Linked DNA regions of Mus musculus: region 2 is linked to region 1. Evidence: chromatin loops called from intact Hi-C (ENCODE). Cell type or tissue: heart. All regions are shown on one strand. Each heading gives the region's core, and the rest is flanking DNA. Links, peaks and the distances in the headings are about the cores only. Region 1 has its middle 3.7 kb from the start of H2bc15. Region 2 overlaps H2bc6 (H2B clustered histone 6).

Region 1 (4,401 bases), core at 234-4,233:
CGGCTCAGATGTCTGGGAAGCACAGAGCCTCTGAAAACTTTTTGGGAACAGAAATTTGCTCTTGCATGTTTGACATAATTTGCTTTACATTTCGGTGTGTGTTTCCTATGTCATCTTGGTTGTCACATACTATATATATGATAGTATAGATACAATAGAGAGGGAAAGAACCTGTGTAAAAATTCTAAACTTCATTACATTTTTCATAAAGAAAAATTTATGAAAACCTTGTTTCTCTAAGTATTTGTATTTTCTTTTACTATGAAGAGGGATAGAGGCCAATAACAAGGCTCATGGGTTTAGATTTGGGCTAAAATTATGTGTGAAAGATCAGGGCTAAGAAGAGGAAAGGACTCATCTTATGTGGGAAGCAGAGTACAAAGGCTTTATTCTTAACCATAAACTGTTACAGCTCTGGTTACAAACTAAACAGTGTATAATGCACCAAACTATAATGTTTGGATTTTTTTTTCGTACTATACAAAGAATACTTTTTTTTTGTCAAGGAAATACTTACTGGAGTGTGAAGGCAGTAGGCTGCCATAATTATGCAAACATCCTCTTGTTTTCAAGGGATGGCTAGCAAGTGTATTGTCTTGGCCTGACATCTTTCACCAAATTTTCATTTCCCCTTTTCTGTTTAACCATATTTTGTAATATAATATTGAATATGGATGATCAATATTGAATTACTGTTTTGATGGTAAGAGAGGTTTGTTTTGTTTTGTTTTGTTTTGTCAGACTAAGAAGCAAATAATCGGTACAAACACCCCAGGATAGGAAGAGCTTACAATCTTAAATTGATGAAATGGGTTTAATTGACCCAAGGCACCAATAATTTATTAGGTGGGTATTTATACCTACCAATGATTTATCACCAGATAGTTCATACAATGGTTGTACAAATATGTAATATGATACTATAATTTAATATTTCCTATTTCAGACTATAAAATGTTAAACGTTTTCTAACCTTATCTCAAGGGAATACGGTCTCATTCCAATGGACAGGAGAAACAGATTTGAGCCACAGTCCAATCACATCTTAATGACAATTGCCTTTGTAAACTAAAAATTTGGTCACCTAACATTATCACAGCTAACTCTAAGTCAGTGATTTCATTGTACATATACTATCTCTATGTCTTTGCATGTTTCAGAAGTTTTCTGAGTCAGAATGAAGTCTTAGAATATAGTGTACTTTTTGAATGCTTTGATGTAGGGCTATGACAGCAGGGGCAGCAGTGGTGGTGATGGCAGTTATTCCTGACACGATGACAATCATCAGCCCTTTTCTTCATTTGATCCAATATATGATAAAGCGCAGGCATGAAAGGAGATCCATCTGTACATGCATCCAAGCACCAACCGAAGCTCAAAGTACATAAATTCTCTGGGAGCTCAAATTAAAAGTAGTTCTAGCATTTAAACAAGTTTATAAAGAACAACTGAAACAAGACATATTTTTCAAACTGATTTCATGTAGATCTCGAGTCATGAACAAACAAGGAAGAGAAACACATGCCATGGTAAGATATATTCTTTTAAAAAAAGAAAACATAGTCTCATGGTTAATAGTATTCTTCCACATATTTATTTCTAGGCCCAAAAGTTGTACAATGCCAATAATAATTTCTAAAGATATTCTTGAGTAGCTCCTCCCTCCATATGAGCAGAGGGAGAGGACATCCCACCCACATGTCATGTTAACCCCTCAAACCCATTACTATGGATGGATGGTGTTGCTGTTATTATTATAGAGCTATCTTAATTCTTTGCCTTCCTGTTTGGTGTTAGCAAAACCTACAGGGCTACAGTCTATGATACTGCCATAAGAACTTGCACCTCTAGTCCTCTACTTTGTTACCAATGTATCCATTCCGGTAACTCTGAGACAGACAACAGGAGTGTGGCAAGAAGAAACAGGTGGAATAAAAGGTAGTAATGGTTCCTTTAAACCCTTCAGCAACTAAAATGAACAGCTTCTTCCTTTCAGGTTTTGTTCCTTTTCAAATAATAAGTAACATTTTCTAGATATCTTTTTCTTTTTCTTTTTTTTTTTTTTCTTTTCTTTTCTTTTTTGAGACAGTGTTTCTCTGTATAGCCCTGGCTGTCCTGGAACTCACTCTGTAGACCTTGTCTGGCCTTGAACTCAGAAATTTGTCTGCCTCCAAAGTGCTGGGATCAAAGGTGTGCGCCACCACTGCCCAGTTTAGATATATTTTTCAAACAAGGAACCTCATGTCCAGTACAAATATAAACTATTTCCAGCCCTATTTCATATGATGAATTCAAATGTAAATCCTCTTCACTTGGGAAATAAGGAACCTCTCCTGTCAGGGTCCTAGAATCCAAAAGAGGCGTTAGCTTGGGTGGCCTTCCTGGAGGCCTTGCCCAGCACGGAGAGGGGAGCTTTATTTCATTCAAGATTATAAACCATCTTTTCTCCTGCACTGGCTAATTTTTTCAACTGCCCCCAGGTAGGGAACATACTATCCACAATGGAAGGTAATGGGATTAGCCATGTGTTGAGAAGGCAAGTCAGGGACAAACCGGTCACATGTGGATTTCTCAGTGTCATCTGCTTTTCTGGAAAACAATGATCACCTGAATCTGTAGAAACATACACATACCCTTCCCCATTTTTATAACAATTATTTTTTTTTCCATTCTAAGAGTCTTCCTCATTATACCAAGGAGGTTGTAATATATTCCCCTCAACACTTTCTCCAGTGACAGCCAAGTTTAGTGAGCATAAGGTCATCATTTTTACAATTCAAAAGTTTTAAAATAAATACTGAATCTAATATGATGTTTCTAGCATTCAGGGCCATCCTTTGTCTTCTGTTTAACATCTCCTTTAATATTCTGTAGGTGTTTCAATGCTGGCCTGTTCTTGAGAATCCTAAGGAATACTCATAATATGCTTAATATTCCAATGTTGTAAAAATTCTTTAAGGTTCTGTGAAATATAAACTCGTAACATTCACATTCACCATTTTATTTTGTTAAGGAATACTCACAACATTAACAGCTTCTTTTAAGTGTAATATAACTGATAAAGCCTGTTCATTACTTAGCGCAGTGGTCCATTGAAATGCGGAAAATGTATCTATAGAATTATGTAAATACTGCAACTTCAAAAAATTTAATGTAGATTACGTCCAGTTGCTATATCTCATTTGCTATATTACCTCTGGGACTTTTACCAGAAGGCAATCAAGGCCTATGGAATGTTTGACAAGTTTCCCAATTTAAAGTTAATACTTTTACCATTCCTTGAGTTTCAGGAAAATTTCTTTGTAAAGCTCCCCAGTTAGCATGTGCAGGTTCTTGAAACTTAGTGGCTTCAAGAAGAAAAGTACAAGAATATAATTGATATATATTGATTAAATAATCTGAGAATTGATTAGCATTGACCAAAGAGCCAAGGAGATTGTTGTATGCTCTGATATGCATAATAAACTATGGGTTAGTGTGACACATTACTAGTTGTTATAACTGTGAAAATAAATGTTTCTATTTCATCATGGTAAAGAAAAGGAGTGCAACATGTTGGACAATGTATGCTGCATACTGTGAGGCTGTAATAATGTTTAAGGATAGGGAAACAATCTGACAAGACTATAATAATAGCAGGAAACTTGGCCTATTGCACAAATAAGTATGGGCTTTGTTATACTTTAGAAATATCTTTTTTATAAGAATATACAGCTGGGCAGTGTTGTCACACGCCTTTAATCCCAGCACTTGGGAGACAGAGGCAGGTGGATTTCTGAGTTTGAGGCCAGCCTGGTCTACAGAGTGAGTTCCAGGATAGCCAGGGCTACACAGAGAAACCCTGTCTCGAAAAACAAAACAAAACAAAGAATATCCCATAATTCTAAATTATTAGCATCAGTATATACAGTATTTAAAGTATATACAGTGCTCAATCAAAAGGTTCGTGCTTAAAGATAGGACCAAAAATAACATATGTTAATTTTAAAAGCTAAATACACTTGTGTTTGAATATTGATTATTCCTGGATCTGGCATGGTCTTGGTGGGGACAGAATGACACAGTTCCTGCCCCAGGACAGGATCAGCAGGCATGGTCCTCCAAGAGTGTCTGTGGAAAGCCTTTTGGGCTGCCACTTGGCAGGAGTCTGACATTGGCCAAAGACAAGGAAATCGGCTTCCAGCAAGAATCTGGCCACAATAAGGAAATAAGCTCTGATAGGAACCTGACAAGCACAAGGAAGTAAGAATCTGTTTTTAGGGTAGAACAAAAAAGTAGGCTCAGATATCTGGAACATCTTTATAACAGCTATCAACAGAGTGATCGTGGGCTTTGTGTTTACTGTCTAACTTGTTCCTTAGCTATTGTCCTTGTTAGTTCCTTATTGTATTGCTCACCCTA
Region 2 (4,401 bases), core at 312-4,311, 1.8 Mb after region 1:
GGCCAGCTTGGTTTAGTGAGTTTCATACTTTGTCCCAAGAAACAAACAAACCAACAAATCACAAACAAGAAAGGAGGAACACTACAAGTTGTAGAGATCTACACCTATAATTGCATATTTAGAAGGGTGAAGCAGAGAGTTTTAGTTTGGGTTTCATAGTTGAATTACAGGGTAGCCAGGGCTACAGACTGAAATCTTGTTACAAAGAAAACAGCTAAACAAAACAAAGGGAAACAAAATATTACCATGAAGGTTTAACTCTTCACAAGGAAGTTTCAGTATTGTTTCTAAAGTAACTGTGAGTAAAGTTGACTTGTAATTAAAAAAAAAAAAACCGTTAAAAAAAACCCACATTGTGTGTGTGTGTTCTATTTGCTCTGGGATGTCTGTAGGTCAGAGGACCTATTTTGTAGGTGCTAGGGGACATACTCAGGTGTTCATTTTTGGTGGCAAAACACTTTACACAGTGAGTAGCCTCTTGGAGTACAGTTGCAATTTTGTTACTTTAAAGTGGATAGTTTCTTTGTATTTATTTTGAAAGCTTAGGAAGGATGTTGCATAAAGGCACTTTACCCAGCTTCAGAAGGGAGCCATGGTAGAGGCTGGATGGAGGCAAGACTAGCTCTGGAACTGGGCCTTTAGTTCCATCCCCAATACCTGTGATACTTCCAACACCCAGCACTTCCTGATACTTCTACTTCCTACTTTTTCTCTCTCACAAGATTGAGTCAGGGTCCCTCCCTGCTGGACCAAGAGCTCAAACTCAGAAGCTGTAAACTCCAGAGCCTGGCAGATTAAAGAGATGGGAGTGCCCAGAGCCACATCTAACATTCCACAGCCTTAATTGCAAAGAAAGTGATGTGGCTAAATTCTAGGAACTGATTTTTTTTTTTCCAGGTCTCTTTACAAAAACGAGTCAGGAGAGGGTTTTGGGAATTTTCTTGGTGTTAAAAAAACTACCCAGCAGTTCAGGAAAGGGAAGGAAATTAAATGTTTGCAGGCTTTACAAACCACTTCATCTTTTCCTGTAATTAAAAAGTAAACAAAGCAAACGTTTTTTTAAAATGGAGATCTTGTTGCTTCTCCTACAACTTAGTTCATATGCAAAAGCCTAAAAATCCAAAAGCTCTAGGTCTTTGGAAGTGAGGAACTTTTTAAGAATTAGGAGGGTAGACTCGCGAGCTGGCCCTTCGTGCTGAGACTTTCGCTTTCAGGGAGCTGAACAGAACTCTCTCCATTCAGGGCGGCGCCGCATAAAATGGCGACCTGAACGTCACTGAAAACCAGTTTAACAAGCACCGAGCGGACAACACTGCGTTTTGATCCAAATTAGGAGACGCTGCTAAATTAAGTTTTGTGTAGCTTAGCTAAACCAGGCAGTAAACCCACGGTCCCACCTCGCCTTCCCGTGCCAATGTTAATTCCCCAGAAAGACTTAGAACAAAAGACCGGATGTGTGCGCCACGGATCTGGACGCTCGGAGATGCCAGTGTGAAACGTTCGGGGTTCTTTATTCAGAACAGAAATGTAGCCTCTCTTCACTGCAGAAGTAGCCAATTTGGCAGTTTTATCTTAAATACTTGATTTGACGAGCCTGAATAGACTAGAGGAACTTTGTCCCAGTAAATAAAGAACCATATAAAGGTGGTACTGCGGGTACTAAGAACAAGCGCATAGCTCAATTTTGAACTGTTGGGTGGCTCTGAAAAGAGCCTTTGGTTTAGGAGTGTGAGTTAAATGAACTCACTTGGAGCTGGTGTACTTGGTGACAGCCTTGGTGCCCTCCGACACCGCGTGCTTGGCCAGCTCCCCGGGCAGCAGCAGGCGCACGGCCGTCTGGATCTCCCGGGATGTGATGGTCGAGCGCTTGTTGTAATGCGCCAGGCGGGACGCCTCGCCCGCGATGCGCTCGAAGATGTCGTTCACGAACGAGTTCATGATGCCCATGGCCTTGGAGGAGATGCCGGTGTCGGGGTGCACTTGCTTCAGCACCTTGTACACGTACACCGAGTAGCTCTCCTTGCGGCTGCGCTTGCGCTTCTTGCCGTCCTTCTTCTGGGCCTTGGTGACAGCCTTCTTGGAGCCCTTCTTCGGGGCGGGAGCGGACTTGGCTGGCTCAGGCATCTTCAGATCTCTTTCTTAGGAAGAAAAAGAAAGTGAGCTGCTGTGAACGGTTTCCTTATTTGTAGGCAGTCTTATGCAAATTAAGTCTTACTTTCATTCTGTTTGATTGGTTAGAGGTTACAAAGGACGGTCCCATTGGTCAAGCAGTAATCTTGTATAATAATGTTCAAGCGACTGTGCTTCTTAACACTCCTTAATCAAATTGGTTTCTTTCTAAACGCTTTAGATTAAATTGTATATATATTTTTAAAAACAGAAGTTGCTCTATTTTGAAATTCCAGAAGTTAAAGCTTGGGCTCAATTTAATACCAAATATTCTGAAACCATCGAAACGTTCCTGGAAAAACTGTATTTTAAAACTTTGATCTTTCGGTTCAGTAAAGGAAAAGGAAGATCAGAAAAGATCCAGTCGACCTCCAAGCTTCCCGGAGTCCCCAAGGCAGTGCAATTTAGTCTACAGAAAGGAAATCATAGAGTGAAAGTAAACGGTTGGGAGTAAATCTTACAGATGTCAAAAGTTAGAGAGACACAGAGATAAGACGTCTTGTTTGAAAAGAATAAACAGAACGGTTTAGACGAATTGGAAGATCGTCCATTAGGCGAAGGTGGACTGGATGGAAGCATTAAGATTAGCATATGAAAGAAGCTAGATTGCTTAGGAAGGTTGGGAATCCTTTACCACAGCCTCTGGGCAACAGCAGGAACAGTACAAAAAAAAAAAAAAAAAAGCCCGCGAAATGTCAAAGAAAAAGGCGGCCTTTCGGTTAGGTGGCTTTCTGGGAAACTTCATTAGCCCTCTTGGCCACTATCCGCTTGGATGCGGGTCCTTTATTATTTGTCCCTGGTTATTTTCAACCAGGTGGTCCTGGTGCAATCCTTTTCCCTGACAAGTCTGGAATTTGGTGACCTCTGCTTAGCCGGCCGGACAACATTTTGCATGGTACCGTGGGGTACTCTGTTTCTGACCTTCAAGGGTACCCTAAAAGTATGATTTAAAAGTATGATCTCCCTGTCTGTCTCTTCCTCCCTTCCTCCCTCCCTTCCTCCTTCTCTCTACCCTCCCCCACCCTCTTCTAGTTTCTCAGGTTTTAGCACAGCTCCTTCCTGTACTGTTTGTCTTTCAAACTAATAAAACTGGCATTGGTCGTCTGAATCTGTTTTTAAGTTCTTGTATTAATGAGACTAAGAACCCAAAGAGGGAATGCCAGTTTCTTTGGTAAACATCAGAAGTAAAATTTTAATTTAGTGGAAGTATCAAAAGAAAAATCTCGCCATTGGTATTTGTAAGTTTAGTGTCTTTATTTCGACACTCTGCACTCTTTCCTATACCTATTCCCAGGCTGGTCCAGAACTCACTGGGCCATCGAGGCTGACCTTGATAGGATGACAATATTGCTTCAGCCACTCAGATTCTTAGCTTATGGATATGAGCTAGCATGCAGAGCTGACCTAGCTCTGATTTAAAAATTTTTAATTTTAATTATTTTATTTAATTATATTTATATAACACAAATGTATAATATTTAATTGTATAATATTTAAGTGTATAATATAAATATATTTAATAATATAAGTAAATAATATTTCAGTTTAATTACTGTTAAAGACTTAAATTCCTTCACTTTTATATCTAGCTTTAAAAATCAATGAGGCAGCTGGGCAGTGGTGGTGCACACATTTAATCCCAGCACTCTGGAGGCAGAGGCAGGTGTATTTCTGAGTTTAAGGCCAGCCTGGTCTACAAAGTGAGTTTCAGGACAGCCAGGGCTATACAGAGAAACCCTGTCTCAAAAAACCAAAACCAAAACCAAAACAAAACAAAAACAAAAAACAAAAATAAATGAGACTTACACAAAGGTAATGAAGACAATGATTTGCAAAATTTAAATACTAAGAGCTACCTCCCAGTGCTGAAAATTTTTTATCCCTGATTGAAGATATCAGTAGTTATTTGTTTTCTATAAAGTTTAATGTAGCCCATGTGACCTTAAACTCACTCTGTGGCCAAGAAGTTCAAGGGTGATCTTGAACTTCTAAGCATTTTGCCACCATCTCAAGTGCTGGAATTATAAGCATGAGTTCTCTGTGCATACTTGTAGAATCTTAAATAAAAATTTTCATGTATGTGTCTATGATGTGTATTTGTGTCCTGGCATGCCTCTGGAGATCTAATTAATTTTGGTGCCTGTTTGAGTTTGTGTGTGTGTATGTGTGCGCTCACGTGTGTGTGCTTGTGTGCGCGTGGGTGTTCATCGCTGTGTATACCAAGATAGTTGG

Evidence for each region. Hi-C counts contacts between places; a loop is a spot of excess contacts. Peaks named below come from ENCODE experiments on the same cell type or tissue, not always from the same donor. Only the 100,000 strongest peaks of a DNase experiment are listed, where the experiment ranks them.
Region 2: a loop joins it to region 1, with 3 times the contacts of the local background. A loop is called at or near these places in 3 of 42 quality-filtered maps.

Annotation. Positions count from the first base shown.
Region 1 is chr13:21,755,534-21,759,934 of GRCm38, forward strand. No RefSeq gene overlaps it. Among named protein-coding and RNA genes, the nearest start is that of H2bc15, 3.7 kb to the left of the region's middle. In heart, for the core only: no CTCF peak of the experiment used is centred there; no DNase peak of the experiment used is centred there; H3K4me3 peaks cover 514 bases; H3K27ac peaks cover 339 bases.
Region 2 is chr13:23,583,833-23,588,233 of GRCm38, forward strand. H2bc6 (H2B clustered histone 6) reads right to left here. Exons shown (of 2, transcript NM_001177653.1): 2 at 1-2,138. The coding sequence starts at 2,124. The coding sequence ends at 1,744. Among named protein-coding and RNA genes, the nearest start is that of H4c4, 4.5 kb to the left of the region's middle. In heart, for the core only: no CTCF peak of the experiment used is centred there; DNase peaks (open chromatin) are centred at 1,259 and 2,089; H3K4me3 peaks cover 2,985 bases; H3K27ac peaks cover 3,037 bases.